Linked DNA regions of Homo sapiens: all the other regions are linked to region 1. A link is an interaction called in ENCODE POLR2A ChIA-PET data of the cell type or tissue named here. Cell type or tissue: CD4-positive, alpha-beta T cell. All regions are shown on one strand.

Region 1 (4,000 bases):
GCTGGCCACTCCAAGATGCCTGGGTGCCTGGGCCAGGTTCAGGTTTATTTGAACAGGAGACCCGGAAGGGAGCAGAGGCTCTTTCTCTGCTCTGCAGTTATGAAACATACTTAGGGGAAAATCAAACTCCATGCTAATTTAATAGTTATTAATAATTGATAACACCCATTCCTCGAGGATTGTTTGCACAGTGCTTGGAGGCCTGAGAATTGGTGATAATGAAATTTTAGCATAAGATAAAATTGGGTTAAGGGTTTTTCTGCCTCTGTTTAAAATGTTCCTGTATAAAATATTCATTTTAGGTTATAAACTAATAAACAAATATGTCCCCCATATGCTCCCATGTGTGAAAATCTAACGTGATAATGAAAGTAAAAATAGTAATAAACAAATGATAGGAAAATGATCATTTGCTACACAATGAATAAATTATTAGAGTAATAGATTAACATGAAGAACAGGTACAGGGTGGGAAGGGGAAGGGCTTGGCATCTACGGCCCGCTCTGTGGTTTGTGTGGACATGTGACTCGGTGCCAGCAGCTCTTTCCTTTGTCCTTCCAGCAGGTGTTATTAAGCAGGGATGACTTGACAGTTGCCGGGCTGGTCTCACCAGAACCAGGCAGATGCGCTTCGCCCGCGTTCCTGACTCCCCCTCCTTCCCGTCTCTTCTCTTTTCAAATGACGCCATTTATGCAAGAGGGGGCAAAAGGTGAAATGCAAACCCTTTGAGTTAGCCCTGATAAAATCTCCTCATTTCAAATCCTGCTGGCAAAGCCGCCTGCAGCCTCCCTCCGCGCCCCTCTGGTCGCTTGTTCTTCTACCCAATCCCTAGGGATCATGCCCATCAGGGTTCATCCTAGAGCTCCTGCTCTTCTCTACAGCACATTCTCATAGCCTTGGAAAATGCCTCTACTGACAACTCCCAACTTATATTCCACGCCAAGACCTTCCTCGGAGCCCCAGCCTCACACATGCCCACGCCCCTGCCCCCCGCCCCCCCCCCCCACCCCCGCCCCGAGGTCTTCTTGACATCTCTGCTTGGTGACGTGCAGGCTTCTCAATCTCCCTGCTCCTCCCTCCGCCTCAGTAAATGCTGGCCCAGGCTGCTCGCTTGCTCAAGACACAACCCCAAGAGGCGTCCTTGATGCTTCCTTTTCCCTCACTCCCCATATCCAACCCATCCATGAGTTCTTTCGGTTCCACCTTAAAAATACCCCTAGGGGCCGGGCGCGGTGGCTCACGCCTGTCATCCCAGCACTCTGGGAGGCCGAGGTGGGCGGATCATGAGGTCAGGAGATCGAGACCATCCTGGCTAACACGGTGAAACCCCATCTCTACCAAACACACACACACACACACACACACACACACACACACACACACACACGAAATTAGCCGGGCGTGGTGGTGGGCGCCTGTAGTCCCAGCTACTCAGGAGGCTGAGGCAGGAGAATGATGTGAACCTGGGAGGCGGAGCTTGCAGTGAGCCAGGATCGCGCCACCGCACTCCAGCCTGGGTGACAGAGCAAGACTCCGTCTCAAAAAAAAAAAAAAAAAAATACCCCTGGGGTCTGCCCACTTCCGTCCATCTTCCCGGTCATCACATGGGTCCTGTCACTGTCACCTCTGGCTGAGATTTGTGCAGTAGCCTCCCAGTGGATCTCCCACTGTCACTTTGCCTGCCCAACCAGCAGATAGAGTGATTTAGAAAGAATAAGTAGATCATGTAACGCCACTCCCAACCCCAGTCTGCACAAAGCTTTTCAGTGAGTTCCTGTCGCACTTAGAATAACACCCACGCTTCTTACTGCACAGAGACCCCGACTGAGCCGCCCCACCTGTCTGTGCAGCCCTGTCTTGACCTGTTCTTCCCTCTCCTATGACATTTCTGGCTGGATTGATCTCTAACGATCCCCTAGGACTTTATTTAATACTCTAAGTGAGATCTGGATCAGGCACCTCAGCATTACCTGGAGCTTGTTAGAAATCTCAAGCCCTCTCCAGACCTACTGAATCAGGAATCAGGATTTCAGCAAGATCCCTGGGTGATTCAAATGCAAATTAAGGCTTGAGAAGCTCTGCTGCAGCTCAGAGCACAGCAGGCCCTTTCCACCCCAGGGCCTTTGCACATGCTCCTCTTTCCCCGGTTCCTCATACAGCTTGCTCCTAGGATACCTCTGGAAATGGATGTGATGAACCATGGCTGCTTCTGGGGAGAGAAACAGGGAAGCTGGCATTGGGGATGGGAGGGAGAATTACCTTTTATTGTGTACTCTCATTCATCTTCAAACAAACAAGCCATTTTAACAGCTGTTTTTCAGCCTTCAGTTCTATTTACAGCCACTATGAAAAGTAACCTCCCTTCCTTCCTTGGTGTCACAGTGTCCTTTGTTTCCTCCATGGTGTTCATCGTAATTTGGTGATCGTGATGTTTCTTCGCTGATGTCTCACTTCTGCCATCAGCATGCAGGAAGTGAAGATGTTGTCTTGTTCACCCCCCTGCATCCACCAGCTTTAGATCCATGCTGCACACAGGAAGCTCTGAAATGCTGACAAAATGAGCTTCTCTGAAATCTTACATTCAGATGCTCCTCCCTGCCCCTTCCGTCCCTCCATGCAGTGCACCTACTAATTTGCTCCCACGACTCCTGTTTCATACCCGCGAGGGGCTCGTGTCCTGATGGCTCTGCTCTTATCTTCCAGCCTCCTTGGTTTGCATCTGTTCTGTGCTGCTTTCTTCTCTGGCTTCCACACACAGAGCAGTTGGCCTCACCTCAGTGTAACTGAGAGAAATGAAAGTCATCAGAGGCAACGCGCTCACTTCCCTGCCACAAAGCCCGCAAACCTGTCCACGTTTGCTGCTGTCTTTTTCTCCCTTCCATTTGCTAACGTGCCACTGCTCTCTTACTGAAAGTGCTCTGATCTCACTCCTCCAGTGGTGCTGGTAAACGTTTCACAACTGACTCTCTGGGAATAAAAAGGTCTGATTTGAGGAATTTGCTGGTTTCTGTGGTGTAAATACTCCCATCACAGCCAATTTCAAGCCACCAGTGAGATAACACGACACGCAGAGTTGGAAGAGATGCATAGACGTGAGTAATCACTCACATATAGCATTCTCACCACAGGGACACAATGGATGGACATTATCTCAGGGGAATAGCTATTGGTAGAAGGTAACAAACTAGGAAGAGATGAGTTTTCAGTATTTATTGCTTTGTCTCTATGTAACCTATTTAACTGTAAGTTTTCATCATTTAATTTTTAACACTGGCTGTGTTTGGCGCCTGGCTCAGAAAATTCCTGCAGATTTCACAGTCGGCTCTCCCGCCTGTGGTCGTGCCTTGCAGCCACTTTTCCACCCCTACACATTTCTCAATCACCACAGTCTGGCTTCCGCCCCACATGCCGAGGAACCTCTCCCACCTCCTTGTTGCTGACTTCCCTCTTACCTTCCTGGATCCCCAGGGGTACGGGACTCTGGGACAACCTACTCCTCCAGCTTCCACAGCCCTGCAGAGCCCGGCTTCTGCCTCTCCTCTGTCCATATGCTCCTGCTCTCTGTCCTTCCTCAATTCCTCTCCTTGATCCATCCCTTAGGGTTTCTGGCCTCAGCCCTGCCTCCCTTTGAGCTCTCTCTTGGCAACTTCAGCCGTCTCCCCGCCCAATGAACCTCTTCTCTCTGTGGGTGACACTCCATTCTCTATCCCCAGTCCCCTCCCAGGCTTTGGCCCACAGCAGGCCCTCACGGTGCATCATGACTTCAGTGAACACATGAAGGAACGGGTTGCTGAAACTATCCCTTGTCCCCTTCTCACTGGCCCCCAGTCCATCCTCCACATTTATCCAAAACCCATCTTTCTCAAATGCAAGTCTTAAGCACCACTTTTGAGCCTCTGGGAGACTGCTGCAGTGGCTCAGGGAGGCTGGGCTGGGGCCAGGCTGGGGCCAGGCTGGTGAGAGCAGAGGTGCACAGACCTGGATACATTTGTGGTGGCT
Region 2 (4,000 bases), 51 kb after region 1:
CATTAATTTAAAAAACCAGCAGGTCAGGCATGGTGGCTCATGTCTGTAATCCCAGCACTTTGGGAGGCTGAGGCGGGCAGATCACTTGAGGTCAGGAGCTCGAGACCAGCCTGGCCAACATGGTGAAACCTCGTCTCTACCAAAAATATAAAAAAATTAGCCGGGTGTAGTATCGTGTGTGCCTGTAATCCCAGCTACTTGGGAGGCTGAGGCAGGAGAATCACTTGAACCCGGCAGGTGGAGGTTGCAGTGAGCCAAGATCGTACCACTGCATTCCAGCCTGGGCAACAGAGTGAGACGGAGTCTCAAAAACAAACAACAACAAAAACAACAAAAAACCCAGCAATGAAAGATTCTTTAGCTCTGCTGCAAATACACATTTTCAACAGATTTCTCATTTCATCTGAAACACTATAAGAAGTGACAAATGTCAAAGACAGAGAAAGGTCATCTACTTTGTCTCTGCTCATTTCAAAAGACAGCTGCTTTCAAATATTCTTACGTTCTGCCTCAATGTTAACCCAATCTCCCTTTCAGGACAGCAAGTAAATGCTGACCCTCTTGAGAGACTTACGTTTTATACAGACTTGTGATTCCAATATATGGAATACTTTCCATGTTGCAGCTGAGCCACGTGAACCTGATTATGAAGCAGGAGGAAATTCTTTCTTGGAGGAAAAGGTCAGAAGGACCCTAATAGAGGAGTATGTTTCATTTATAGCCAAGAAATAGCTTAGGCCCTGAAAGAACCTGCATCAAAATGAGTACACATGTCCTGGGATTTGGACTTTGCTGAGTTTCTTAGGTCAAAAGTGGGAGAAGAATTTGAGGGATTCGCTGAGAGTCCTATCAAAATCAGTTTTTACGTTTCTCTTTATCTCATGTTTACACACTGACTTCTCTGTACTTATGCAAAATCCTGGTATTTATTTTCCCTTTTCTACTCTTTATTCCTTATTTTATCTCTCTCTTTTTAAAACAGACAGGGTCTCACTCTGTCACCCAGGCTGGAGTGCATGGCACCATCATAGTTCACTGCAGCCTTGAACTCCTGGGCTCAAGCAATCCTATTTCAGCCTCGCAAGTAGCTGGGACTACAGGCCCTCATTACCACGCCTGGCCAGTTTTAAAATTGTTTGTAGAACGACGTCTCACTATGTTGCCCAGGTTGGTGTTGAACTCCTGGGCTTATCAGCAGGCCTTGGCCTCCCAAAGTGCTGGGATTACAGGCATGAGCTACCGAGGTCGGCCTATTCCTTACTCTAGATTAGGGGTGTCCAATCTTTTGGCTTCCCTGGGCCACACTGGAAGAATTGCCTTGGGCCACACATAAAATACACTAAACTAAGGACAGCTGATGAGCTTAAAAAAAAATTCGCAAAAAGTCTCAATGTTTTAAGAAAGTTTACGAATTCATGTTGGGCCACATTCAAAGCCGCCCCGGGCCCAGGCCGCGAGTTGGACAAGCTTGCTCTAGATCAGACATGATGTTAGTGGGAATTCTGACTCCTTCCAATTCCCCTGCAACAAAGTTTGTACCAGGAGCATTTGGCGAGTGTCCAGCAAGATGTGCCCGTGGATGTGGATCTCCCCAGGCCCTGCCCTTCCCGCACCCTCGGCGGGCTCTTACCAGCTCCCCTGCGCAGCGGCCTTTTCTCCGCCGTCCTGGGCTCCTTCCTGGGTTCCCGCTCTCCCGGGCCGGCGTCGGGGGGCGCGGGCTGGTGCGGGAGCGTGAAGCTCTGCAGAAGCGGCTTCCGGGGCAGGGGCGGCTTGGAGCTGAGCGGCTCGGGGGGCCGGGCCTTCCCCTTTCCTTGGTCGCTGGGGGCCCTGGTGCCTCGAAGGGCGGGGGCCGTCCCGAGGGGACACTTCTCCTCCTTCGGGAGCACGGTCAGCGACCTTTCTAACCGGACCTCGGCACTGTACCTCTTCACACCCTTCACCTCCTGAGAGGCGCCATCCCTGTATTTGAGCGAGAGGGAGGTGGACCGGAGCTTGACGGGGAAGGGGTTTCTGTCCTCACTCGGGGCCGGCTCCTGGGCGGCTGGGCAGGGCTCTCTCGTGCCGGGCGCGGCGGCCGCCTCCTGAGGGCTCTTGCGCGGCCCGGCCGGGCTGGCCGCCCTGTCCCCCGAGTCCTGAGGGCCGCGCTCCGCCAGCTTCCGAGGGCCAGGTTTCGCGTGCTGGGGCTCGGGGAGACCCTGGAGGTCGTCAAGAGCCGCCTCGCTCCTCCAGACCGGGCCGCTCCTCGCGAGGGGCAGGCGGCCGCTGGCCCGTTCCAGCGGGCGGGAGACGCCCGGACGAGGCCGCGCTCGGCACGAGGACACCGAGAACTTCTTCGCGCCTCGCAGCTCGGCACCGCCCCTCTCCGCCTTCCGCTCTGGCGCCGCCCTCTCGGCGCCCGCCGGTGGCGCCTCGGCTCGCTCGGCCTTGGGGCGCTCCGGGGCGGCGGCCTCTGCGTCGAGGGAACCGGGGCCGGGCTCCACCGGGGGAGACTCCGCAGCGGCAAGCGGCGGGGACGCGGCGGGGCCCTCGCTGGCGGCCGCGGGCCGGTGTTTCAGGCAGCTCTTGGGCGCCGGCGGGCTCGGGGCGGGCGCCGTGGAGGGCTCGGTCCCAATTCTCTCGGGCTCGGTCCCCGCTCCTCTCTCGGGCTCCGTCTCCGCTTCTCTCTCGGGCTCAGGCGCCGGCCCTGGGGGCCCCTTCTCCTCATCCGGGAGCACGGGCGGCGTCGGCTCCGCTTCCTTCGGGACACTGCGTTCTGGCCCGTCGCGAGCAGAGGGCGCCTCTGAGGTGGCGGCGGGGTCAGTCTCGGGGGGAGTCGTGTCCCCCTCAGGGATGGCGGTGGGAAACGGGCTCGCGACGTCTTCGGGAGCACAGACCACCTCCTCCGCCTTGTCCGTGGCCGGGGCACACGGGCCTGCGGGGGGCGCCTCCCCATCCTGCTTTCCGCCGTCGGGACCGGGATTCGGGGGGCCCTCCGGCGGGGACGGGGGCTCCACGCGGAGAGTGGGGGCCGACTCGGGCTCGGCGAGCTCCGGGGTGGCCGGGCGGCTTGAGGGGTCCTCCCCGGGGACGCCCCCCTCCTCCACGCTGGCCGTGAGCGCGGAGGAGTGCTGCAGGCGGGCGCGTCTGGCACGGGCCCCTCCGGGTGGCGGCAAGGGCGCCGGTGGCCCAGGCTCAGGGCCTCTGTCTGGCGCCACGTCCTGCTGCCCAGAGCTGGGGCGCTCTTCTGGGCTGACTTCCAAAAGTGGCTTCTCCTCGTTTTCCTCCTCCTCTGGGGTGCACGTCAGGTCGCTCAGGGATTCAGACTGAGCGCGCTGAGAGAAATAAAGATAAAAAGCATCGTCGCTATAGCCAATTCCAGGAAGCCTGTCACCTCCCCACTTTTTTCAAGGCTTATAATGGTTTAGTGATAGCAGCACTATAAAGCTGGCACTTAAGTAGGCATGTACCCACGGGTGTCTTTTCTCAGTCTGTATCCTACTGGTCTACTTGGGCTCACAAGTTTATCAGGACAATGGCAGATATGCCTCCAAAGTAAATGTCTACAGCTCCTCTGGCAGAGCCTCAAAACCAGTGGACTAGAGTAACGCCAAGGGAAGGCGACCAACAGCAGCCAGTGTCTGCTATGCTCTGTGCTCCCACACTTGTTATTTCATTTAATCTTCCATTCATCCCAGTGAGGAAGGGATGATGAGTCCCTTTTTGCACTTGAGAGCCAGGAACTCAGAGAGGCCAATACCTTGTTCAAGCCTGGGCAAGCAGGTGGCCGAGCTGAACAGCTGGGACTCTATGGCTCTGTGTTCCTCCCAGCCAGTCTCCCATGTCAACACTTCAGGAATGTACCCTCATAGTAAAGCCAGACTGGTTTTCCTAAAAGATGGCTCATATCATGCCAATAGCTAACCATGGCTTATAGGATAAAACCAAAATTTTCAGCTAAATTTAAAGTCCTAGATTCTCTGGTCTTAAGCCGTTTCTTCCACTCCCTACTCAGGTCAAACCA
Region 3 (4,000 bases), 78 kb before region 1:
AGGCTGATGGTAAAGTGAGCCATGCTCACACCACTGCACTCCAGCCTGGGCATCAGAGCAAGCTCTGTCTCAAAAAAAAAAAAGATTATAATAGAGCTGAAAAATTCCTATCGCCTAGTGACACTGTAGCCATTGTAACAGCATAACACAATGCATGACTCACATGGATGTGGTGATGTTGGTGTAAATAAACCTACTGCACTGCCAGTCATGTAACAGTCTAGCACATACAATTATGTACAGTACACACTTGATAATGACAATCAACTGTTACTGGTTTATGTATTTACTATACTATGCTTTTTATTGTTCTTTTAGAGTATACTCCTTCTGCTCATAGGAAAAAAAGTTACCTGGAAAACAGCCTCAGGTCCTTCAGAAGGTATCCTAGAAGGAGGCACTGTTCTCATGGGAGATGACAGCTTCATGTGTGTTACCGCCCCTGAAGGCCTTCCAGTGGGACAAGATGCGGAGGTGGAAGACTAGGAAACTGATGATCCTGACCCTCTGCAGGCCTAGGCTAATGTGTATGTCTCTTCCTTTTTAACAACAATGTTTAAAAAGTAAAAAAATAATAAATTTTAAATAGAAAAAGCTTATAGAATATGAATATAAAAAACAAAATATTTTATGTGGTTATACAATGTGTTTGTGTTTTAAACTTAGTGTTATTACAAAGGAGTCAGTTGAAATTTTTTTAAGTTAAAAAGTTACAATAAGCTAAGATTAATTATTAACATTTTTTGAGACAGGGTCTCGTTTTGTCACCCAGGCTAGAGTGCAGTGGCCTGATCAAGGCTCACCACAGCCTCAACCTTCTTGGCTCAAGTGATCATCTCACCTCAGCCTCCAGAGTAGCTGAAGTACAGGTACATGCCACTACACTCAGCTAATTTTTGTGGTTTTTTTCTTTTTTTGTAGAGACAGGGTCTCACTATATTGCCCAGGCTGGTCTTGAACTCCTGGGCTCAAGTGATCCTCCCGCCTCAGCCTCCCAAAGTGCTAGGATTCCATATGTGAGCCACTACCCCTAGCCAGGTTAATTTATTTTTGAAGAAAGAATAATATTTTTATAAACTGAGTATATCCTTAGTTCAGTATTTGTGAAGGCTATGGCAGTCTACAGTGGTGTACAGTAATGTCTTAGACCTTCACATTCACTCCCCACTCACTCACTGACTCATCCAGAGCAACTTCTACTCCTGCAAGCTCCATTCATGGTAAGTGCTCTCTACAGGTATACTGTTTCGCCTTTTATACGGTATTTTTACTTTATCTTTTCTATGTTTAAATATATTTAGATACACAAATACTTACCATTGTGTTATAATTGCCTATGGAATTCAGTACAGTAACATGCTATATAGGTTTGTAGCCTAGGAGCAGTACGTAGGTGTGTAGTGGGCTGTACCATCTAGGTTTGTGTAAGTATACCCTATGATGTTCACACAACAAAACCACCTAACGATGCATTTCTCAGAACACATCCCCATCATTTAGTGACACATGACTGTACTTGGAGAAATAATAGCTAGAATTTCCCAAATTTGGTAAAACACATAAACCTACATAAAGATTCAAGAAGCTGAGCAAAACCCAAACAGGATAAACCTGAAGAAACCCATGAAAAGAAACACCACAATTGAACGTTAGAAAACTAGAGACAAAGAAGAAATCTTGAAATCAACCAGAGGGAAAACACACATGACCTACTGGGGAAAAGATTTTGAATTACAGCAAATTTCTCATCAGAAACCATGGAGATCAGAAGGAAATGGCACATTTTTTAAGCACTAAAAGAAAAGAAAAAGAACTGTCAATCTCAAATACCATCTCTGGCAAAACTATCTGTAAGGAATAAAGGGAAAATCAAGATATTCTTATAAAAAAGAAAACTGATGGAATTTGCCATCAGCAAACCTATCTGAAAAGAATGGCTAAAGGAAGTTCTTAAAAAAGAAAGGAAATGATAAAGGAAGGAATCTTGCAACATCAAAAGGGAAAAACTGAAAAAGAGAAAAAAATGCAAGGAGACATTCCTTTTCTCGAGTTTTCTAAATTATGTTTGATGGTTGAGGCAAAAAGGTAACATTGTCTGATGTGGTTCTCAATGTAAAAGAAATATTTAAAACAATTATAAACAGGCTAGGCAACAAAGCGAGACCCCATTTCTATAGACAAATTAAAGAATTAGCTGGGTGTGGTTGCACGCATCTGTGGTCCCACATACTTGCGGGGGCTCAGGTGGGAAAATTGCTTGAGCCTTAGAGGTTAAGGCTGTAGTGAGCTGTGACAGAGTGAGAGCTTCTCTCAAAAAAAAAAAAAAAAAGATCAACTGGGGAGGGCAAAGGACTTTAAAGGAAATAGTTTCATACTTCACTCAAACTGATAAAACGTCAACCCCTGTAGACCACGGTAAGTTATATATGTACACTGAAATACCTAGAGCAACCACTCAAATATCTATACAAAGGAATACACTCAAAAACACTACAGATGCATCAAAATGGAATTTTGAAAACTGTTTCAGGAACACACAAGAAGTCAGGAAAAAAAATTAAAACACTGAAGGAACAAACTACAAAGAAAAATAAAATGGTAGACTTGATTAAGCCTAACGTAACAATAATCACATTAAATGTAAATGGTCTAGAGCTCTTGTTCTCTCGATTCATCCTCCACCCTAGCCCCAGCTCCAGCCTGGCCCCAGCCCCAGCCCCAGCCACCCACCCACCATGGTGAAGGCAGAGCTGGCCCAGCAGGCTAAGCACTGTGACAACATGGCCACCTACACGAAGGCCATGACCAAGTGGGGCACCCAGCTGTCCAGCAAGGAGCGCAATCTGCTCTCAGTGGCCTACAAGTATGGGGTCAGGGACTACAGGTCCACCTGGAAGGACATTTTGGGCACTGAGCAGGAAACTGACACCTCCGACATGAAGCTGCTACTGATTAAGTACCATAGGGAGAAAGTGGAGTCTGAGCTGAGATCCACCTGTCCCATGGTCTTGGAATTTTTGGATACACCATGGTCTTGGAATTTTGGGATAAGTATTATATTCAATAGCCAATGCAACTAATCCAGAGAGAACCGTCTTCTATCTGAAAGTAAAGGGGGATTACTTCCAGTATCTTGCTGAAGTTGCATGTGGTAATGATCAAAAACAGAAGGTAGGTCAGGTACAGTGGCTCATGCCTATAATCCTAGCACTTTGGGAGGCCGAGGTGGGTGAATCACCTGAGGTCAGGAGTTCGAGGCCAGCCTGGCCAACATGGCAAAACCCCACATCTACCAAAAATACAAAAATTAGCTGGGTGTGGTGGTGCATACCTGTAATCCCAGCTACTCAGGAGGCTAAGGTAGGAGAATCACTTGAACCCAGAAGGCGGAGGTTGAGTGAGCTGAGATAGCACCACTGTACTCCAGCCTGGGTGACAGAGCGAGACTCCATCTCAAAATAAAAACAAAACAAAACAAACAAACAAAAAACACAGATGGTAGATAATTCCCAGGAGCTTACCAAGACACATTTGACAATTTGATAAGCAAGAGAGAGATGCAACCCCCCCCTTCCGATCTGCCTGGGGCTGGCTCTTAACTTTTCTATATTTTACTGTGAGATCCTTAACAACCCTGAGCTCACCTGCCCACTGGCTAAAATGGCTTTTTTTTTTTTTTTTTTTTTTGAGACAGAGTCTTGCTCTGTCTCCTAGGCTGGAGTGCTGTAGTGCAATCTCAGCTCACTGCAACCTCCGCCTCCTGGGTTCAAGTGATTCTTGTGCCTCAGCCTCCCGCGTAGCTGGACTACATGTGCTCACCATCATGCCAGGCTAATTTTTTGTATTTTTAGTAGAGACGAGGTTTCACCATGCTGGCCTGCCTGGTCTCTAAATCCTGGCCTCAAGTGATCCACCCGCCTTTGCCTCCCAAAGTGCTGGGATTACAGGCCTGAGCCACCGCACCCAGCCCTAAAACAGCCTTTGATGAAGCCACTGCAGA
Region 4 (4,000 bases), 53 kb before region 1:
CATAACATCAACATCATTTCTGTGGTATTCTTGCCAAAAATGCATTAGAGTTGTCCCTTGCTATCCATGGGGGATAGGTTCCAGTATCTTTGAGGATACCAAAATCTGCAGATGCTCAAGTCTCTGATATATGACACAGTATTTACATATGACCTACACACAGCCTCTTGTATACTTTAAATCATCTCTAGATTACTTAAAATATCTAATACAATGTAAATGCTAGATAAATAGTTGTTATACTGTGTTTTTTAGGGAATAATGACCAAAAAAAACCAGTTTGTATATGTTCAGTACAGACACAAACACTGTGGACCTAACCACATTTTCCATCTGTGGTTGGCTGAATCTGTGTATACAGAGGGCCGACGGTGCCTCAATCTAACCAGATAAATCATCAGGCAAATTCAAATTAAGGGGCATTCCACAAAAATGTCGAGGACATAAAAGACAAAGAAAGGGCCAGGCATGGTGGCTCACACCTGTAATCCCAGCACTTTGGGAAGCCGAGGCGGGCAGATCACCTGAGGTCAGGAGTTTGAGAACAGCCTGGCCAACATGGTGAAACCCCATCTCTACTAAAAATACAAAATTAGCCAGGCATAGTAGAGGGCACCTGTAATCTCAGCTACCAGGGAGGCCGAGATAGGAGAATCGCTTGAACGTGGGAGGTGGAGGTTACAGTGAACCGAGATCGTGCCACTGCACTGCAGCCTGGGCAACATAGCGAGACTCCATCTCAAAAAAAAAAAAAAAGATGGAGGAAATTTTGCATACTGGAAGAAAGTAGGAGGACATGACAACTAAACGCACCATGGGATCCTAGATTGGACTCTGGCACAGAAGGACATTAGTGGGAACTCTGGTGAAATTCAAATAAGGTTTGTAGATTAGTTAATAATTTTAAATCAAAATTAATCTTTTGGTTTCGAAAATTATACTACTCTGATTATATATAAGTTGTTAATATTGGGGGAGGATAGGTATAAGGGAAATCTGTGTACTATTTTTGTACATTTATTGTAACTCTAAAAGTATTTCATAATAAAGTTTTTAAAAACATTTACTGCTGTTCAACTTACTGTTTAATTTACTGTTTTACTGTTCTGCAGCTCTCTCCTCCCTCCTCTCCTACACTACGGCAAGGATATTCCTCTAACATGTTCTAATGCTAATGCATCCCAGACCACAAACAGTGCCTGGCATGCCGAAGGCACTCAAAAAACACAGGTCGACAATTTTGGTAAGCCAGAATGATGACGGCGTATTCCAAGTCCTAGACTTAGTATTAATTTTCCTTATATCGTATTTGAAAGCAGCTTTGCTTATTCTGTAAAGAAAAACAAATCTAAAAACTTTTATTCACTGTTTATTTACAAATAAGAATCATAGTTTCCAATAAAATGCTTCGTCTGGTGTTTCTGTTATAGCTAACAGGATATGAATCTGATCTTTTCTTGCAGTAAGTGTTTTCTCAGAATATACTGTAGTCTACTGATTCAAAGGTACACATTTTCTCCCATATTTCAACATCTGAAATCAAGGTGACTCTTACACGTGATGGCATGTCAGTTTAATCAGCAGCTGCTTTTCCTGCTTAGCAGTACTTTACAATCATGGTGCATCTAATGGTGTATTAAATTTGATGAAATCTGGTAATGAATAAAGCATTTTCAAAATATTTTTGGAGCTCCACTTCCAACGCAACAGCATAAGCTCTGCTGATCCCCTGTGAAGTGAAACTAGTGAAAATTATTGTTTTAAAAACCTCTTAACAGGACCTGAAAACTGTCTCAAGGACAAATAGCACATGAATAAATGCCTATATGAGAAAATCTATAAAAATTCAGTGAGAAAGCTGAGAGCACAGTATTTGAACCAAGATCATTCCCCCCTCTTTTCTCCCCAACCAGTGAGGTAGAGACCTCACTCCAGACTACAGCAGCCAAGAACACAGGGCTCCCTTTGCTCTCCAGCTCCAAGCTGCAGGATTTCATCCTGGGAGAAGCAGGACTTCAACTTTTCTCCTGCTGCCCCCAAATGCCTGTAGCTAAGGTTAAGTCCCAGGCAAGTGCAATTGAGATGTGGGGGCTCTCTTACTCTACCCAACCCCTGCTGATGGAATGCAGGCTCTACATTGGGTGCATGCAGTGTGCTGAGAATATTAGGGCCCTGACAGCCCTTCCTGGGCTTGTAAGGCAGTGGTTCCACCCCTGGAATAGCACAGCCACAAGAACCTCAACCTCTTGGCCCCTCCACTTAGTGCTCAGCCCCTAGAGTGGGGCTGCCACTCAGAGAAAAACCTGTCATTATCCTCAGTCCCACCTCAAGACTCAGAAATCCTGCCTGGTACCATAAAACAGTTCCTGATCTCTTCCCAAAGAAGGGGCTTCATTTGCAACAGCGCCTGGAGAATTTTGGGCTTGTGGTGAGAGAATGGGGAGAATTGTGGATCTAGTGAAGATACGGCCTAGAGTGTGGGAGCTAGCTTGCAGGAGAGAACCTGCAAAAGAGGTGGAAAGGAGTCCTCCTGGGGTCAGAAAAATATCGGACACTGACCTTAGAAACTATTTCTTCAAAGGAATCACAATTTTATCATAGAATACATTATAGGTGGAAAAGAAAAAAAAGGAACCACCATTTAGTTTGTAGCAGAATTTATGCCCCAGGGCATTGGTGTAAACAATAAAACAATCAGCTGGTAATTAGTGTAGGAGTCTTAGAAAGAGTAAAGGGGTATCCCAGGGTGAGTGTGGGCAAACCAAGAGCTGAAGCTGCGGCCAGCCACTAAACAAATAAACCAGCAAATAACAACAGGTGAAGGGGACCTTAGTACCCCAGGTTGCTAAAATACATTTCTCTAAAATGTCCAGTTTCCAATAAAAAAATTATGAGATGTGCAAAGAAACAGAAAAATACAACCAATACACCAAACGGGGAAAAAAAACCAAGCAGGTAACAGAAACTGCCTGTGAGTACAACTAGATGAACTAGATGTTGGATTTATTTATTTATTTTTATTTTTTAAGATGGAGTCTAGCTCTGTCACCCAGACTGGAGTACAGTGGGGGCGATCTCGGCTCACTGCAACCTCCGCCTCCTGGGTTCAAGCAATTCTCCTTGCCTCAGCCTCCCCAGTAGCTGGGATTACAGGTGCCCACCACCACGCCCAGCTAATTTTTTATTTTTAGTAGAGATGGGATTTTGCCATATTGGCTAGGCTGGTCTCGAACTCCTGACCTCAGGCGATCCACCTGCCTCAGCCTCCCAAAGTGCTGGGATTACAGGCATGAGCCACCATGCCCAGCCAGGATTTATTTTTAAAAGGATTTCAAATCAGCCATTATAAATAAACTCACAGAACTAAAAGAAAATTTAATTGAAGAAGTAAAAGAAGGTATGACAAAGTGGCATCAAATATAAACTATTAATAAGAAGAGAGAAATTTTAAGAAAGAACGAAATGGAAATTCTGGAGTTGAAAAGTACAATAGAAGTAAAAATTCACTAGAGGACCTTGTGATGGTTAATTTTATGTGTCAATCTCACGGGGCTAAGGAATGCCCAGACAGCTGATAAAACATTATTTCTGGATATGTCTGTGAAGGTATTTCTAGATGAGATTAGTATTTGAATCTGTAGACTGAGGAAAGAACATGACCCTCACCAATGTGGGTGGGTATCGTCCAATCTACTAAGAGCCTGAGTAGATCAAAAAGGTGGAGGAAGGGCAACTTTGTTTCTGGTCTGAGCTAGGATATCCCACCCTCAGACATCAGCCCAGCTGGTCCTCGGGCCTTTGAACTTGAACTGGGACTTTCACCATTGGCTCCCTTATCCTCAGGCCTTTGGACTGAGACTGAATTACACCACCAGCTTTCCTGGTTCTCCAGCTTGCAGGCGGCAGATTCTAGGACCTCTCAGCCTCCATAATCACATGTGCCAGTTCCTATAATAAATCTTGTGTGTGCGTGCACATGTGTTTGAGTGTGTGTGTGTGT
Region 5 (4,000 bases), 120 kb before region 1:
GGATTACAGGCGTGAGCCACTGCGCCCGGCCCATAACGCGCTTTCTTATGCGCTACCGTAAGACTTACTCAAGCACCACCTGTGAAGTGCCTGCATCATCTATCAGTTTTCCAGAAGGCACCGTGTTCAACTCAGAGTTTTTTGCAATAAAGCACTTTATGAAACCGTATGATGCTGTCAGTGGAAACTCCATTCCAAGCCACAGCATCTCCCTTTCCCCTGAGGGGTATGTCTATGACAATCACAAAGTAACCCCTGACTCTACTGCCTTTTGGAAAGCATTCTTTAAGAGTCATGGATGTGATACATTCCCAAACCATGCAAACCTGGAGTCATATCCCAAGGGGATAATTATGACGTCTGGAATAAATTCCTTTGCCACATCACCTCTCATCTTAGTCTTCAACAAAATGTCACAGGTAAAATCTAACCTGTATGAACATTTAAAACTACCATTAACTGAGAACTTTTTAGGCTAATATGTTTTTCCCACTAATACTCTGTAGATGACAATGAACTCACTGAGAGAATTCCACATAATAAGCGTATGTGAAGACTTGAATATAAAGCAACTCCCTCTTTCCTGAGGCATAATTTTTGGGCAAATGTGATTATTTTAAGAATGTTCAGGCTGGGTGTGGTGGCTCACACCTGTAATCCCAGCACTTTGTGAGGCTGAGACAGGTGGATCACTTGAGGTCAGGAGTTTGAAACCAGCCTGGCCAACATGGTGAAACCCTGTCTCCACTAAAAATACAAAAAATTAGCCAGGCCTGGTGCCAAGTGCCTGTAATCCCACCTACTTGGGAGGCTGAGGCAGGAGAATCACTTGAACCCGGGAGGCAGAGGGTGCAGTGAGCTGAGATCACACCATTGCAGTCCAGCCTGGGCTAGAGGGAGACTATGTCTCGAACAAACAAACAAAAACAGCCTGGGCAACAAAGTGAGACCCTGTTTTTACAAAAAGTAAAAAAAAAAAAAATTAGCCAGGCATGGTGGTGCATGTCTGTGGCCCCAGCCGCACAGGAGGCTGAGGTGGGAGGATCATATGACCCAGGTCAAGGATGCAGCGAGCTGTGAACTGTGTTTGCACCACTGCACTCCAGCCTTGGCAAGAGAGGAAGACCCTGTCTCCAAAAAAAAAAAAAAAGCTCACTGACACCAGTGGACCAGTGGCTCAAACCTGTAACACCTGCTCTTTGAAAGGCAGAGGCAGCAGGATCATTTGAGGCCGGGAGTTCAAGACCAGCCTGGGCAACTTAGCAATACTCCCATCTCTACCAAAAAGAAATACAAAAATTAACCCAGTATGGTGGTGCATGCCTTAGTCCCAGCTTCCTGGGAGGCTAAAACAGGAGGATCACTTGAGCCCAGGTGTTTGAGGCTGCCATGAGCTATGACTGTGCCACTGCGCTCCAGCCTGTGTGACAGTCAGACTCTGTCTCTGAAAAACAAAAGAATGTTCATTGAATTTGACTTCGAAAGAACTGAACAATTAGAAACAATCTAAATGACCAACAAGAAGGTTGATTATGATATCTGAATAACAGGACTTCAAGAAGGGATTAAAAATCACACCAATCTGTATTTACTGGCATAGCAAGGTACCTATCAACAGTATGTTAAGTGACAGCAAAAAAGGTTATCAGACAGTACATACAGCATGATCCTCTACTGTAAAAGAGGGCTGTGTGAGAGTGACATCAGCGAGACAGAAACAGGAAACCCAGACACACAAGACACATTCCCCACACGAGACACAGATTTAAAATCTGAGCATTCCACAGCCAGAGGCCCTCTCTTGGGCACAGACCACAGTGAGGAAACACTCAATTCCCGACTTCTCCCTAAGGAGAGAAAGAAGTTGGTGTATACCCAGTGTTTTTGACTTTTTCGAGTGCAGCCAGAGGGAATGATTTCTGTCTCATCTAAATCATAGTGTCAGGAACAGGGCACCAGGTTGGGAGCTAAGAACAAAGGCCATCAGTTGGCACCAGAGGCTGCAGTACCAGAGACAGAAACTAGGTGGAGCTCCAGTACTGCAGCTTACTACAATACCAACAAGGCCACAGTGCTGCAGAGCTCCTGACTAGAAACCAGTCAACTTCAATTAGGAGATTACACCCACAAGCAGAGAGGACATGGCCCCAGAAAAGGCTCAAAGGGCTCCAGAGTCTTTAACTAGGCTGACTGAAGAAAATCCTTCCACTACAAAACCAAACTGCAAAGACTGGGAGAGGTGGCTGATTTTTCAAATGCCAAGATCCCAACAACAAAAAACAAGATATACAAATAAACAAAAATATGGTATATCCAAAGGAACAAGTTAAAACTCCAGAAACCAACCCCAAAGAAATGAAGACATATGAACTGCCCAGTAATTCAAAATAACTGTCATAAGATTGCTCAGTAAATTAAAAGAGAGCAGAGACAGACAACTAAATGAAATTTGGAATATGATGCATGAACAAAATGAGAATATCAATAGAGATAGAAACTATAAAGAGCCAAACAGAAATTCTAAAACTGAAGAATACAAAACCTGAATTGAAAATTTCACTAGAAGGACTAAACAGCAGACCTGAGCAGGCAGAAGAATCAGTGAACTTAAAGATAGGACTTTTGAAATTACTGAGGCACAGGAGCAAAAAGAAAAAAGAATAACAGAAAAATAGCGATACCCTAAGGGACCTATGGACAGCACAAAGTGAAACAACATACACATTATGAGAGTTCTACAAGGAGAAGAGAGCCTATTTGAACTTCCCAAATATGAGGATAGAAATGGACATACAAATTCAAAAAGTTCAAAGAACCCCAACTACAATAAATTGATCTACACCAAGAAGAATCATAATGAAGTTGTCAAAAGTCACAAAGAATCCTGAAAGCCATAAGAGGAAAGTGACCCAACAAATACAAGATAACGTCTATTAGATTATCAGCAGATTTCCCAGAAGAAACTTTATTATAGGCTAGAAGAGGGTGGAATGATATGTTCAAAGTGCTAAAACATACTAAACAAAAACTGGCCAGCCAAGAATATTATATCTGACAAAATTGTAATTCAAAAGTAAAGAAGGCCAGGCGCGGTGGCTCACACCTGTAATCCCAGCACTTTGGGAGACCGAGGCAGGTGGATCACCTGAGGTCAGGAGTTCGCGACCAGCCTGAACAACGCGGTGAAACCCCATCTCTACTAAAAATACAAAAATTAGCTGGGTGTGGTGGTGGGCACCTGTAACCCTAGCTACTCGGGAAGCTGAGGCAGAATGGCGTGAACCCGGAAGGTGGAGCTTACAGTGAGCCGAGATCGCGCCACTGCACTTCAGCCTGGGCGACAGAGCAAGACTCCATCTCAAAAAAAAGGAAAAGAAAAAAAGAATGTTCAGGCTGGGCGCAGCAAGGTGGAGGTTGCAGTGAGCTGGGATTGTGCCACTGCACTCCAGCCTGGGGAACAGAGCAAGACTCCATCTCAAAAAAAAAAGAAAGAAAGAAAGAAAGAAATTAAGACTTTCCCAGATAAACAAAAGCTGAGTGAGTTCATCACCACTAGACCTGCCCTACTGCTGAAGGAACATTTTCAAGTTGAAGTGAAAGGTCAATAAGCAGTAATAAAGCACCATATAAAAATATAAAACTCCCTGGTAAAGGTAAATATACAGATAAATATAGACGTAGTAAGGTAATGCAGGTGCATGAATCACTTTAAAATCTGGTACCCCTTTCAAATCTTTTGATCACATTAAAATCACTTCTTAAAGACTAAAAGCACAAACAATAATTATAAATCTGAGTTAATGTATATGCAATATAAAAAGCGGTCACTGGTGTCATTGGTAAAATAGAGTGCAGGGGAGACAGAGATGTAAAAGAGTAGAGATTTTATTTGTCATTGAAGTAATAAATAGACTGTTATAACTTTAAGATATGTAATTGCAATGGTAACTACAAAATGAGTATCTATTGAATATACACAAAAGGAAATAGAAAGGGAATC
Region 6 (4,000 bases), 120 kb before region 1:
ACCTCTCAGCAAAGAAAAACCCAGGACCAGAGAACTTCACTGGAAAATTCTGCTGAACACTTAAAGAATTAACATCAATCTTCCTCAAACAGCTATCTTCCAAAGAACTGAAACAGAGGGAACACTTTTCAAACACATTCTAGGAGGCCTGCATTTCTCTGACACCAAAGCCAGACAAAGACACAAGAAAACTACAGACCAATATCCCTGATGCAAAAATCCTCAACAGAACACTAGCAAATGGAATTAAAATGCACATTAAAAGAATTATATACACCATAACCAAGTGGGATTTATACCTGCAATACAGGGATCGTTCAACACACAAAAATCAATCAGTGTAACATATACTACATTAACAAAATGGAGGAAAAAAACACATGATCATCTCAATTGGTATGGAAAAGCATTTGACAACATTCAAGACACTTTCTTGATTAAAAAAAATGTGACGAACTAGAAATAGAAAAAAACTTATTCAACAAAATAAAGGTAATATATGAAAAGCCCATCGGTAATATCACACTTGGCAGCAAACAAATGAAAGCTTTCCCTCTAAGATTAGAAGCAGGGCAAGGAGTCCCACTTTCACCACTACTAGTCAACATAGTGCTGGAAATCCTAACTAGAGCAATTAAACAAGTAAAAAAAGTAAAAGGTACCCAAACCGGAAAAGAAGAAGTAAAATTATCATTATTTGCAGATGAAATAATCTTATATGTAGAAAAACCTAAAGAATCCACCAAAAACTACAAGCAATAAATGATTTCAGCAAAGTTTCAGGATACAAAATCAACACACAAAAATAGTTGTATTTTTGTATACTAACAATGACCAATCCAAAAAAAAAATCAAGAAAACAATGCCATTTACTGTAGTATCAAAAAAGATAAAATACTTAGGAATAAACCTAACTGGGGAGGTGGAAAATTTTTCTACAAAACATTTCTAAAAGAAATCAAAGAAGATACAAATAAATGGAAAGACATCTTGTGCTCATGTATTGGAAGACTTAATAATATTAAAATGTCCACACTACCTAAAGCGATCTACAGATTCAATACAATCCCTACCAAAATTCCCAAGGCATTTTTTACAGAAATAGAAAAAAATCCTCCTCAAATTTACATGGAGTCTGAAGTGACCCTAAACAGCCAAAATAGTCTTAAAAAAAAGGGAACACAGTTGGAGGCCTCATACTTCCTAATTTTAAAACATGCTACATGTCAGGTGCAGCAGCTCGTGTCTGTAATCCCATGACATATTGTGTTCTTGGTAAAAATTGGACTGTTGTGCTGCTAAAAATAATTGGACTGTTAGAATTAAATGTCAATTTTATTATCTTCAAAATAGTGGTAACAGTATTGTGGCCTACAAAAAAAAATTAGTTCATTGTAAGACCACTAAAGAAAAATTGTAAGAAAATTCCTCTTTAAAATCTGCCAAATAATGACATCTTAGTTCTTCTTGACAGTGGAGAGAGGGAAGAGGGAAGAGAAGATGGGGGAATGGGAGAAAAAGAGGAAAAAGATAAGTGAGTTGCAGGTCCCCCGCTAAGTGGAGGGCTGGCTTCCCTACTCAGTGGAGAAACATCAGAGCCCACATGCTCAGTTACCATGGAGACCCCTCTGCTCTGAGATAGTTATGATTTGTCAGATCTCAGAGGGTTTGCACTTTCAAAACTTCCTGTTTTAATGAAAACATACCCTTGATAACACTTTTTCTTTACAAGCATGAAAAACAAAGGAAAAACTACACTTACCTGAATGTAATATATGCCCTTTTCTTGAGCATACATCATTAGAAAACAGTAATCTAGGTTTTGCTTTGTTCTCCATCTGAAATAAACATTTTCAAAAAGTAAGTTAGGAATCAGACTCAAATTTAGTAAAATAAGATTAAATGTATAAATGTCAAATGTCTACATAACATGTCATCTATGTATATGTGTACACACACACACATACACACACACTCACTTAGGACGAAGAGTCAAAGAAAATTCACTTTCCTCTAATGAAGACTTTATCAAAATGTATTCCCAAGAACACTAATTCTCAAGCTGTCCTGAGGAAAAAAATGAGTCTAATATCAAGTAAGTATGTATACATGTTCCCCTTCTAGAAACATATTAATTCATAAGAGGCACAAAAATATCCAACGGTAAAGACATTTATTGGGAAAAAAATTCTTAATACATATTTTTCCAAACTTCCTTGACCACAGACCCTTTTTTCAGTAATATCTTAATGTTTCATCAAATGAGTGCTTCAAAAATTACAATTTTAGGGTCCCTATTCTGGTGCCTAGGACTGTTTGCACGCAGATCAAAGTTCACAAATAGGTACTGAATGCTTTAAAAAATTCATATTTAAATTTACAGTATTAAACCCTGTCAGTGAATTCCTGGTAGCCTACAGAAACACATAAGAGAAGTGGATCTAAAAGCTAGTTTAAGAAAACACAGTAAAATAAAAGCTAATATTAAGTTTTTACATATTCTAAGAAAACTCTACATTATTTCCAAGCGGTCCTGGACTTAATGAGACTTACCTAGAATATTTTACCAAATTCAACTCTAAAATGTTTTCAGCTTCGATAAATAAAAACTACATGTATTAAATATTTACACTCACAAGTGTGGAGGATTTTAAACGGCACATGCTCACCTTACTCTTTCTTTGGAGTCTCCAAATGTCTCCTTTAGGTTTGTCAAGTCAGGATAATAGCTTTCAGGGGGTGATATGACTTCCACCAAGCCAGAACTGATTTCTTTAGAAAATCTATTATGAGAAAGTTAGCTGAGTTACTTAAGTTCTGTGGGATTTTATTTATCTTAAAGCTCAATACACTGTGTTTAACATAAAACACATCAGTAATCATTTGTAGCAACGTATAATGTTATGGCCGCAAGGTGTTAAAAGGAGCAGCTCATCACTGATTTCATTTACAGAAAATACAGTTTTTTCCAATAGCAAAAGTTTTTTTTTAAAGTAATGCTTTAAAAACTATAAAATACTGCTCTTATTAAAGTAGCATAGAAATCCTAAGCCAACTGCAGGCATTAACGTTCCTAAAATGTATCTGAATTAAAAAAAAAAAATCAAGGTCTCACAGAAAATAGAAAATTGAAGAAAAACAAATAAGTATGTATGTGTCTTTAAATACGTATATTTTGCAAAAACCAAAGCTCTTACATCTTCAAGAAGCTTTGCTTGTGGGTTATAGACCACATGTCATTCTCAACCAGTGTTTCTCAACTGGGGGTGATTCTGTCCCTCTGGAAGACATTTAGCAATGTCTGAAGACGTTCTGGTTGCCACAACTGTGATCAGTACTACTGACGCCTAGTGGGTAGACATTAGGGATCCTGCCCCACATTCTACAATGCATACGGCAGCCCCCACAACAAAAAATTATCTGGCCCAAAATGTCCATTGGGCTGAGGTTAAGAACCCTTTCTAAAGTTTTTAATTAGTCTGTACTGACTGAATTGCAATTTCTTTTGCATTTGCATTCTCCCTTGATTCATTTTTGCAAATCTCCACAAAATGCTAGTGCAACTGCCTGCCTTTGCACAAATGTTCTTAATGTTTAACTGTACTTTTTGTCTGAGCTTGGTTTTCTACACACTAAGGAAGATGTAAATCACCAGAATCCTTGCATAAGCCCACAGACTTGCCCCTGAGGTCAGTGGGAAAGGGGACCAATCATTACTGCCCTGTTCCTTAAGAAGTCTATGCCAAATTTTGTTTCTATAAGGACTTCCAAGAAACTCAGCACTTCAGGAAAACCAAACAAATAACAATTTAATCCTGAACTATAATGTTTTTAAATATTCAATTTTAACATTTTGATAGACAAGGAGCCACATTATTTTAAATGTAGGGTTAGCAAATAATTGTTGCTTCTTTTTTGTCTTTTCTTTTTAAGTAGAAGGTATATCTTTTAGGGACAAAAAACAGATACAATTTAATGAAGAAATTCATAGCAAGACTAA
Region 7 (4,000 bases), 60 kb after region 1:
CAGAGAGTCTTCCTTAAAGGTCACAAACAGGATGTGTACATTTAAAAATAAGCATACAGAATCTGTAATATTTACCCTTGTCTAGAGGAACAATGTATAAACATTTGGTTAAAAAGAAAATCTCACTGCCTAGGACTCATGAGAATAGACAAGATCAGCTGCTTTGCAAGTGCAGTAAGAATGATCACGGTGCCTGTGACAATAATACCCCTGACCACTCCTCTTTATAGAATAAAGCCCAATACCCTGAAGGCTCTGAAGGATGCACAGCAGGACCTCCTCCCTGTGGGCCGCCCTGCGTCTGTCCTGCTTGGGCAGATGTCTTGGGCTCAGGCCCACTGTGGCCCCTGGTTAGGGGACCTTGGCATGGAGCTTAACTTCCCTGACCTGTGCCCCAGGTACAAGCTCTCCCTAACTAGGGAACTCAACTCCTCTGGCCTCAGAACTCTCACTTCTGTTTCCACTGTTGCTCTGAGAGATCTTGGGGTCCAGAAAGACCCTCATCTTCATGACCAAGGAGAATTGTGTCTGTTGTTGATCAGTGATGTAACTACGTGAGGTGGTTTGGGGCCCATGGGGAGGAGGTGAGGGCTGGGAAGCTGGCTTCATGGGAGGGCTGGCAGCATCCAGAACATTCAGCTCTGCATGGCTTGCTTCCAGTCACCCAATTTTTCCTAAAATCTGTGATTCTGGATGATTCTGAAAGCAGAGGATTTAAAAGTCTAGCATGTGTCTCTCTGTTGCAGGGAAGGCAGCTCAAAGGACCCAAAGGAAACAGCTGGGGTCAGAAGCTTTTCATGGGCGGCCCTGAGTGACAGGTGCTTTAGGATGTGTGTCCTCAAAAAGAGGGGCTCAGCCGCTGAGGAGTGGGCTGGGGGCAGTGCATGCAGGAAGGACCACTGGACAGGAAGCAGGGGGGCCTGGCTGTTCGAGGGGTGAAAAGAAGCCGCTGGTCCTGCTGGGAAGGAGAGGTGCTGATCTACCCAATCTCATCTCATCCCCCCAAAACCCTCTGAGCCAAAACCCTCTCAGGACACAGATTCTAAGAGGTGATAAGCCTGCCTGAGGCCTCCCTCCGGAGCTGTGGGGCATGTATTTGTTCATTTGCCACCAGATCTGTGTTCCCTCCCCATCTTCCCTTCCCGCATCACCAAGGAGCAAAATGACTCATTGGCCTTGCCAGTTTATCACACTCTACCTGGCATGTCCTGCTTCATAGCAGGACAACTAGAATATGACCAGTTAGACATCATTTTATCTTAAAAACCACCAGGTAAACTTTCATCAGTTGTTATCACACTTGGTGATAAAATTTGAAAAATTATTCCATATATTTCCTGAAAAACTTATTCTATCAGGAAATGTCACCTTGGTTATAACATCAAATACTTGGTACTAAAGACTCTTTTTTCCACAATAATCTTAAAGTTTTCTGTCTATGTGGGCCTGTGTGTAAGCCTGTGGGTCAGTGTAAGGTATAAACAGTCTGCAGCCCATACTTTTGGGGCTTAAGGCACTATTACATCAAATACCACATATTCTACAAGCCCATTTTAAAGGGTGTGTTGTTTTTCCCTCTTAATCAACCAATTATGCATAAAAACTTTCAGGCCTCAAAATGCAATCATTGTGTCTTCAAAACGATGAAGACACTAAAGATTACCTTTCTGTTTTTAAGTCTTAAAAGCCCAAATTTTGGTTTCCTATGAAGCTGGTAGATTGTCCATATTACCCAATAATTGATAAAATCTCAGAACTTTTTTTTTTTAAATAAAGGACCAACCACAGGAGGTGGTTGTGCTGTGAGAGATAAAGTCAGGCTGGCCCAGCCGAGCCAGCTGTGGAATTTGTGCCTCATAGTGTCACATGGGTTTGGAGATAGGCTTGCTCTTCAATGGATGGGTTAGAAACTACCTCTCCTCTTACTGCCCGTCCTGGCTAAAGGCAGAGAACTGGGATGCTGTGAGAGTCAGAGACCTGTGGGATGGGAGGAGGGGGAGTCCATCTATGATGAGGAAAGAGGCAGCTCATGACAGACCTCTTCCTACTGCATAGCTCAGAAATACACTAAGTCACATCTGCTCCTGAGAGGGGGACGCTGAAACTGCACACAGGAGTATTTGGAGGTGTTAAAAGGGGTACAGGGTTGGCTCGGTGAAGTCTATGAAATAGGCCACCCCATCCTCCTCATCCTTTCTCCCTTCTGCTCGAGGCTGGAGAGCAGGCCTGGGTAGCCCACTGTCCTCAGACCCTGCTCCTGGAATGAGCAGGGACAGCTTCGCCCCAGAGCAGAATTCTGGAGAGAATAATTCTCTAGCCGGCTTCATGTCAGTCCCCACCCCACACACTCAGCCACACCACAGTCCTTTTGCCTTTTTCATCAGTGACGTTCGGGGAACTCACAACTACACACAAAAATTTGGTGTGGCAGGGTGTATAGGTGTCCACACTGAAGTGGCTTCTGAACACAATTCAGAGAAGCACAGAATCTGCAAGGCAGTGAGTCGCAACGAAGCTCCCCCTTCACTGTGAATGGCCCCTCGAGCAGGCCAGAGGTGACAGGGGAAGGTGTGTGGCTATAAAAAATAAACTCTGGCCTTTATTTGTTTTTCAAATGTCAGCATAACAGATAACTCCAACTCTATCCATCCTCCACAGTCAGGCTTGTCTACATGGGAAGGATGACCACCTATTTTTAACATTTATGTGCAAGTACAGTGTATGGGCATTAAGTGTTCTTACCACAATAACATAAAGAATTTAAAATGTGGCAGCATCGCGAGCTATGTTGTTTATGCACGAGAAAGAGCTCGTGCTCTTTTCCGAGTTCCTCGGGGCCCCCCTCTTGGATTCTAATGGAGAAGGTGGTGTTTGGGACTGGTTCCTCCACCCTGCTGAGGTCATCAGTTCCTCTCTTGCTTGTCAACCTTTCCCTGCTGCCCTGTTTGCCAGCAATACAGCACATTACTACCCCTAGGCCAACACCACCTCAAGGTCACAAACTCAGGCACCGGAGACCATCAGAGCCTCAACTATCACATGCTCACTACTTCCCCCTCCCACCGGCCAAATGTCATGGCAACGGAAAACAGATACAACGTGTTTCCCTACTTCTAATGGGGTTCTGGGTCTGGTCATCTGCTCAGACAGGAAAGTCAAGGGACAGGGTTGATTCTGGGTTGATTCTATCAACCTATCACCCTCATTAAAAAAAGTCACCAAAACCACGTCTCCTAACCAGACCTGAATTTCTACTCAAAGAATGAAAATAAACACAGCTCAAGGGCTGATTGTAGGCTCCAGTGACCCAGTTGGCCACACCATGCACAGCCTGGAGATCTTAGGGGCACACACAGGGGATCTCAGAGCTCCAGCACCCTCCAGGGCAGGTGTGGATGAAGACATGCAGTGGTACAGGCCGCACTTGCCTTTATGGTGGTACCAGGACCCACGTCGTGCAGCAGAGACATCTCTGGGGGGCTCCTGGGCAGCCCGTCGTCCTCAGAGCTCATGCCGGCATCCTCTCCCCGCTTGGCAGGAAGCCCCCCTGGAGGAGGTGGTGGCCCCATTTTCACATTACACTGTATTTTTAACTAGATTGGAATAAAGAACATGTGCTCTTATTTTCATCAATGATATTTATCAACAAATCCTCCTGCTCTAATTCATTCATGCTGGAAATGCCTTCAGTATCTTGGTGTGGTGCAGAGAACTGAACTGAACGTGCATCTGCCACCAGCTCTTCCACTGCCATCTCTTCTTTGTTCATCTAAGAATGAGTCGAGATCCCACTGCAGCTCATTTGGTGTGTCCTGGGGGAGCTGTCATGTACATGTGATTCTACTTTACAGCATATCAAATAAACCAAGCAGAAATCATTTAAAAACTTCTTGATGGATATTTGACTTGCACACCAGGCGACATGACCAAGGAAACATTTACCTGCAGAGCTTTAATCCGATCACACACATTTTCTTGGGAAAACACCCGCACAGGCCGA

What was found. Peaks named below come from ENCODE experiments on the same cell type or tissue, not always from the same donor. Only the 100,000 strongest peaks of a DNase experiment are listed, where the experiment ranks them.
Region 2: POLR2A ChIA-PET joins it to region 1 with 46 read pairs; 8 of 35 experiments call an interaction of 5 or more read pairs at or near these places.
Region 3: POLR2A ChIA-PET joins it to region 1 with 20 read pairs; 9 of 35 experiments call an interaction of 5 or more read pairs at or near these places.
Region 4: POLR2A ChIA-PET joins it to region 1 with 18 read pairs; 12 of 35 experiments call an interaction of 5 or more read pairs at or near these places.
Region 5: POLR2A ChIA-PET joins it to region 1 with 36 read pairs; 8 of 35 experiments call an interaction of 5 or more read pairs at or near these places.
Region 6: POLR2A ChIA-PET joins it to region 1 with 24 read pairs; 9 of 35 experiments call an interaction of 5 or more read pairs at or near these places.
Region 7: POLR2A ChIA-PET joins it to region 1 with 10 read pairs; 7 of 35 experiments call an interaction of 5 or more read pairs at or near these places.

The regions. Positions count from the first base shown.
Region 1 is chr2:98,769,359-98,773,358 of GRCh38, forward strand. It overlaps LINC02611 (long intergenic non-protein coding RNA 2611), which reads right to left and starts at 2,540. Exons shown (of 4, transcript NR_126337.1): 1 at 2,261-2,540. RefSeq lists enhancers at 881-1,381, 1,382-1,882. In CD4-positive, alpha-beta T cell, no CTCF peak of the experiment used is centred here; DNase peaks (open chromatin) are centred at 643, 1,083, 1,713 and 2,493; H3K4me3 peaks cover 3,419 bases; H3K27ac peaks cover 3,935 bases.
Region 2 is chr2:98,820,227-98,824,226 of GRCh38, forward strand. CRACDL (CRACD like) reads right to left here. Exons shown (of 10, transcript NM_207362.3): 7 at 1,631-3,311. Among named protein-coding and RNA genes, the nearest start is that of LINC02611, 50 kb to the left of the region's middle. In CD4-positive, alpha-beta T cell, CTCF peaks have their summits at 2,808 and 3,018; DNase peaks (open chromatin) are centred at 2,405 and 3,035; H3K4me3 peaks cover 506 bases.
Region 3 is chr2:98,691,368-98,695,367 of GRCh38, forward strand. All of the region lies in intron 2 of MGAT4A (alpha-1,3-mannosyl-glycoprotein 4-beta-N-acetylglucosaminyltransferase A), which reads right to left. It also overlaps the pseudogene YWHAQP5. Among named protein-coding and RNA genes, the nearest start is that of MGAT4A, 38 kb to the right of the region's middle. In CD4-positive, alpha-beta T cell, no CTCF peak of the experiment used is centred here; no DNase peak of the experiment used is centred here; H3K27ac peaks cover 994 bases.
Region 4 is chr2:98,716,638-98,720,637 of GRCh38, forward strand. The region is part of intron 2 of MGAT4A (alpha-1,3-mannosyl-glycoprotein 4-beta-N-acetylglucosaminyltransferase A); the gene reads right to left. Among named protein-coding and RNA genes, the nearest start is that of MGAT4A, 12 kb to the right of the region's middle. In CD4-positive, alpha-beta T cell, no CTCF peak of the experiment used is centred here; no DNase peak of the experiment used is centred here; H3K27ac peaks cover 1,503 bases.
Region 5 is chr2:98,647,588-98,651,587 of GRCh38, forward strand. The region is part of intron 8 of MGAT4A (alpha-1,3-mannosyl-glycoprotein 4-beta-N-acetylglucosaminyltransferase A); the gene reads right to left. Among named protein-coding and RNA genes, the nearest start is that of UNC50, 41 kb to the left of the region's middle. In CD4-positive, alpha-beta T cell, a CTCF peak has its summit at 2,004; a DNase peak (open chromatin) is centred at 2,054.
Region 6 is chr2:98,653,683-98,657,682 of GRCh38, forward strand. It overlaps MGAT4A (alpha-1,3-mannosyl-glycoprotein 4-beta-N-acetylglucosaminyltransferase A), which reads right to left. Exons shown (of 16, transcript NM_012214.3): 7 at 2,670-2,783; 8 at 1,763-1,838. Among named protein-coding and RNA genes, the nearest start is that of UNC50, 47 kb to the left of the region's middle. In CD4-positive, alpha-beta T cell, no CTCF peak of the experiment used is centred here; DNase peaks (open chromatin) are centred at 1,609 and 3,269; H3K27ac peaks cover 3,638 bases.
Region 7 is chr2:98,828,920-98,832,919 of GRCh38, forward strand. It overlaps CRACDL (CRACD like), which reads right to left. Exons shown (of 10, transcript NM_207362.3): 4 at 3,943-4,000; 5 at 3,429-3,593. Among named protein-coding and RNA genes, the nearest start is that of LINC02611, 59 kb to the left of the region's middle. In CD4-positive, alpha-beta T cell, no CTCF peak of the experiment used is centred here; no DNase peak of the experiment used is centred here; H3K27ac peaks cover 258 bases.